2 separate regions of the Mus musculus genome follow, and region 1 is linked to region 2. Evidence: chromatin contacts called from ENCODE Hi-C or POLR2A ChIA-PET data. All regions are on one chromosome and are shown on one strand. Each heading gives the region's core, a stretch centred on a gene start or an enhancer-like site at or near the end of the contact. The rest is flanking DNA. Distances are from core to core; before and after follow the strand shown.

What was found. A loop is a pair of places that touch in the nucleus more often than their neighbours do. ChIA-PET counts read pairs that join two places held with the same protein, here RNA polymerase II (POLR2A).
Region 1: a map of left cerebral cortex shows a loop between it and region 2 (2.8-fold over the local background). The contact joins the promoter of Tbl1xr1 here to the promoter of 7530428D23Rik in region 2. A Hi-C loop is called at or near these places in 8 of 37 maps with a recorded cell type or tissue (Patski, heart and left cerebral cortex). POLR2A ChIA-PET finds 5 or more read pairs at or near these places in 1 of 5 experiments (Patski).

The regions. Positions count from the first base shown.
Region 1 is chr3:22,075,351-22,078,127 of GRCm38, reverse strand. Tbl1xr1 (transducin (beta)-like 1X-linked receptor 1) reads right to left here and starts at 1,476. Exons shown (of 16, transcript NM_030732.3): 1 at 1,174-1,476.
Region 2 is chr3:21,799,250-21,802,041 of GRCm38, reverse strand. It overlaps 7530428D23Rik (RIKEN cDNA 7530428D23 gene), which reads left to right and starts at 1,271. Exons shown (of 2, transcript NR_166473.1): 1 at 1,271-1,388.

The DNA.
Region 1 (2,777 bases), core at 227-2,726, 280 kb before region 2:
AAACCCAAAACTCATTTACTACCTTCAATGGGCCACCAAGATACTGCAAAGCACTTTAGCTAAGTTAAATCAGTAAGACATGGCCTTGTATTGTTTTACACTGATGGGGGGCTTTCAATCTCAAGATTCAAACTAGAAATAACACATCATTTCATCCACCGTACTTTATTAACATGTTTAGACCAGCATAAGGTTCTTATATGGAAAAACAAGAAAGCCAACAGTAAACTTCCCTAATTAACTGTAAATGGCATATAACCCTTCACCCTGGGGCCGATAAAGTCCAACCAAGGTTTTAAGAAAACTCCAGACTGTTAAAGAAATGTAATGTTTAGCTATGTTCCAACTCTTCTGTGTGATCACCAAATTATTTTCAGTGTTGGGTAACCTAACAAAGAGAGCGTTTCTTAAAAGCCACCCAACCCAAATGTTACACAGAACAGACCATTTTCACAACCTAAATTTAATCCAAATTGAGAACTTCCAAAATTACCGAACACTCTAACACATGCATGATTCGCCTCGAGCTGCCTTTCAACGTGGAATTACACTTAAATGAAAGTCAGCCCCTGTTCCAAAAAAAAAAAAAAAAAAAAAAAAAAGACATCGGTTGCAAAGAGGAAGTCACCCAGCAAACACTCACAACGTGGCTCTATACTGTCAGAAGATAATGTGACTTGTGTGCCACCCCGAAACTTACCAGGAAGCTGGCAATAAGTTTGCCAACTGTATACACTTCTGACCCAACTTTACCGAGGCTGTGGCCAGGGCCTCCTCGTGGGGAGGCCACAGGCACAAGGTGCCCACACTCGCGTCCTGAGTGAGCGAGGCCCGGCCGCGCCCCTCCCCCGCCCGCGCCCCAACAGCCGCCCGCGGTCCCCGCCGCCGCCCGGGGTCTCCGCGCGCCACAGCCCGAGGGGTGCGCGACCGGGCGACTGCAGCCCGCGCGCCCGAGCGCGGACCAGCACCCATCCTGAGCCCTGGCCGCTCCCCCGCTATGTGAGCACAGGGCGGCTGCGGCCCCGCATCCAGCCTGCGCCCCCAAGCCCGCTCGCCTGGGCCCAGTGCCTCCCGCAGCCACCCCGACCCGGGGGGGCAGCACGTGAGCGCAGCCGCCCCTCCCCCGCGCCCAGGCCAAGTTCGCGGCGCCCGCAGCCCCGGGCCCGCGCTCACCTGCTTGGCGACGCTGTCCCCTCCAGGACGCGCGGCGCTCCCCTCCTGGCCGCCGTCGGCACCCCGAGGCGCCCTGGGGTGCGGGCGCTGACAGCCGGGCAGCGGGTCCGGCGGGGGAGGGGCGCGGGGGCAGGGCGCAGCACCGAGGCAGGAGGGGAGCTGTTACTAAGGGAGAGAGCCAAGCGCGCGAGCGGCCAACGGCTCCGGCTCGGCACCGGGGAGCGCGGGGACCAGCCAGGCACAAATGAGCTCCGGGCCCGCGGCGGCGACGGCCGCGCAGCAAAACAAACCCGAGCGGCCTGCGCCCGGCGCGCGGGGAGGGAGGAGGGAACAGGGAGCGAGGAGGGGGAGGGGTAGAGGGGGAGGGGGTGGAGGGGGAGGGGAGGAGGACCCGAGGAGGGGGAGGGGAGACGAGGGGAGCGGAGGGGTGGGGCGCGCCCGGAGGGGGAGGGGAGGAAGTGAGGAGGACCCGGGAGGGGGAGGGGAGCGGAGCCGGGTGGTGGAAGAGAAGGAGAGCTGGGCGGGGGAGGGGAGCCTGGAGGAGGAGTGGGGAAACGGGTTGTGGAGGGGGAAGGGAGCCCCGAGAAGGAGAGGCGAGGGGGAAGGGAGCCTGAGCCTGGGAGGGGGAGGGGAACCTCGACGGGGAGGGGGACCTGGGAGGGGGAACTTAGAGGGAGGAGCGCCGGAGTGGGGGAGGGGCGCGGCGGAGGGGCGGGGCCGCGGTGGAGGCAGCGCGGCGGTGGCGGTGGGGGTGGCGGCCGACGAGCCGTTCCACACTCGGCTTCCTCACTCGCTCCGCTCTCCCTCCACCCAGCCTCCCTCGCTCGCTCGCGGCGCTGGGGGCTGGGCTCGCCGCGCATTCGTTCCAGAGCCCGCAGCCGGGGCTGTCCCGCTGCCTGGGTGGCGCTTGAGTCCCTTCGCCCGCAGCAATCCCGCGAGCCGCGGCCGCTCCGATCCCCGGAGGCGGCCGGCAGCTGCGGGAGCTCGGCGCGGGCTCCACATGGACTCCGCGTTCAAAGTGCCGCACACTTGGATGCGCGTAAACACGCCCGCTCCGGAGCGTACCTGGAAAGGTGCTTCGCCTGCCGTGAGCGAGTTCTAGGATGGGACCCGGAGCACCGCGCGTGGGGAGACGCGCAGCGCGCACGGCGAGAGGGGTTTGGTGAAAACGCAAAGCTGAAATTGAAGTTGTGCGCCCAAATGTGCGACTTGTCTGCGGGTCTTTTGGGAAGGTTTGATGGATCAGTTCTCATTGCGCGAAAATAAAGCCATAGACAGAATGAATGTTCACTAAGTGTGCACCGCGGTGTGATATCCACGGGAGTTTATATTATCTACTTTCTGCATGCGTCTGGCACGTGAAGGCGGTTTCTGAAGTACAGTTTGGCTGCCCAATAATGTCAAAATGTGGCTGCCGGAGCGCCGAGGATTTTTAAAATACTGCGGTGACCTTCCTGAGCCTTTCAGAAACCTGGGCTGTAAGAGGCACCCTTCCTTTTAATTCTAGCATATATCTTGAAACTCTGCTTTTTTGTTACTATCTTTAAAAATACTTTGCAACCTTCTTTGGTGAAAGGTTCTAGTTTCAAGTTGTCAAAACATTT
Region 2 (2,792 bases), core at 22-2,521:
ATCTCGGTGCATGAATCAGTAAAATTGAGCTTTGATCAGAACCTGATTTGACTTAGCTCTGTTCTTCTGACCGTCTAGTTCCTTTCTTTCAGCTCTGCTGCCATCTCAGTCGTACTGTTCCTCTCGAGCCACTAGTCGGCCCGCAACATTCCTAGAAGGGATCAATAGCAGAATGTCTACTTTTAAGAATGAGAAAACTCTATAATAGATTAATAATAATTATACAATCTAAAAAAAAGATAAATAAATAAACCAAGCTTTTGAGTGCTAGGGATAACTGTGAGATGTATAATGTGTTTGCTGTTTGATGTCTGGAAGGAGAGGAAAGAAAAGAGAATGTCTTTGTGGCATTAGTAATAGAACTCCCTAAACTTAGTGAATGAGAAACCTGTGCAGTTTCAAGAAGCTCAATAGAGTCTGGAGAGATGGGTCATTGGTGAATAGACAGCTTCCAGATGCTTTCCCAGACGTTTCAAGTTGGGTTCCCAGGACCCACATGATGGCCTACAACCATCTGTAATTATATTTCTAGGGGATCCAATACTCTTTTGAGGCACTATATGTATGTGGTGCACATAAACTCATAGAGGCACATATACATACAAATAAAGAAACAAATCTTACTATCTCAAAAAAAGTTCATTAAATTATCACAATGAAGGAAAAACAGAGCTGGGACATTCTATAGTCAGACTGGGAAAGCAACAGTAAAGAAGACAGCACTTGGCAGTGGGAAGGAAAATAAAAACTAAATAAGATTTCTCTGCTGAGACTATTAAAGTCAGATGGGAGAAATAAGTGTTTAAAGAACAATCACAAAAAATTATGTCAATATTTAGGAAGGAGGAGAAAGTAACAAGAATTTATCATAGAGGATTTGCTCAAGGAAGTTATTTGGTTTAAAGGGGAATGATTTTATTAGGAAAACTGAAATAGGGCACCAGAACTTAGTAGGCTCCCCAACCTTAGCACAGCTGACTTCATGATAAAGTGTCATTCAGGCTGTAAAACTTGCCAGGTTGACAGCACCACACTTTAAAACTAAAGTAAAGGCCTAATCCTTCAAATTCCATATAACTCTGGGAAGGTCTCAAAATACACCTACTTTGCTTTTCTAGCTTCTGTAGTCCTGCTTTTGACTAACTGTTCTTGTTAACTGAAGTGTGTCAACACATGAGGCAGGATTTTCCCTGTCCAATTACATTAAAACACTAGTGCAGCAGGAGGCTGGCGATTGGACAGAGAAAAGGGAGGCAGAGTGAAGAGTTACAGAGACAGAGGCATCTGAGAGGGAGAAAAAGCTGACCGAGATGGAGGCGGATGGACAGGAAGAAGAACCTGAACCAGCGTGGCTTTAAATAGCCACCGGTAGTTATGATATCATAAAGGTTAGAAATTTGGCATAATTTGTCTAATATTGGTGGGCAGCTTTTGTCATTATCAATTGGTTCTGAAATTATTGTATTGGCATCTTGTAATCTGAGAATTTATGGATATATAAATCTGACTTGTTAATTATATGCTTCTAGAGTTTTGTTTCTACCGGGTTGTTGGGTGTTAAGGCAGCTGACAGCGGGTTGAATGGGTTGTGTGGGGCTGGTGTGGCAGTGAAGGGAACTCGGGGAGAGTTGGTGAGCAGAGAGTAACCCGGCAGAACCGCACTGGGGCAGAAAATAGCTACGGAACTTGGCAGTTCTACTTGGTTATTAGGATGTGGGACCGTCGACTCTAGGGGTTTATGGCTGAGAACGAACTAACAGCTCCAAGGACAAGCGAACCAGAGCTGGTAACACAGTGATTGGTTGCTGGGGGGCTAGCTAGAGACAGAGCTGGTGGGACTGAAATGGTGTAGAGTGTTGCTGGCAGTAGTACGGGAACATGGCACATTATTTTTAATATTTCCCACAACAAACCCAGAACACGGTTTTTGTGCTTAAAAGCTCACCCTGAGAAAGGCTCAGTGCTACACTGGGATCTCACACCTAGTGTAGTTGCTGGCTAGCTAATAAAGGCTTTCTATTGGCTTAAACCCATGTTTGAACAGTCTTCTCTGGTGAATATACCACAATAAAACCAGCTCTTCATAACTGAAGGAAGAACAAAAATGGTAAACATTTGGTTAAGTATAAAAAGCTTTTTCCTTATAAGGTCTTTAAAATATATGGTATTGTAAACACAAGAACTTTGATAGAATTTCAGTGTGTACAGAAGTAAAACATGGTAAGTATAGCTTAGAGGAAAAAGGAATATACGTAGTTAAAAGAGCTCTCTATTTTCCTCGTATTGGTAAAATATTGTTTTTTTTAATAGATCATAAAAATAGAACCATTTTATTGTTCCCAGAGCAACCATGAAAAATGCATAGAAGTGTAAATCAAACACTGCTACATAAACTTAAATAGAGTATTTCAAAATCATTTAAAACAATAAACTACTATGGTATTGCAAAATACAACTACTGAGATGAAAGCTGACGGGTATAGCTTCATCAGCTAAAGAAAAATAAACTGAAAACTATATTTATGTATCCAAAATCAGGCACAGAGATAAAGCAATTAGCTGTATTGATAAAGAAATTTAAGTGTCATTTAAAAGACTTCAGTTTTATCTGAAGTACTGATATCCTCCATCAGTTTCATTCTACTCATATAGATTAATTCACTGTTTGCACTTTTAAAAAGTTGTGAAGTCTTTGGTGGTGTTGGGGCTAGAGAGTTAGCTCAGAGGTTAATAGTACTTGTTCTTGTAAAGTCTCCTAGTTCAATTCCCAGCATCCACATGGAAGCTTATCA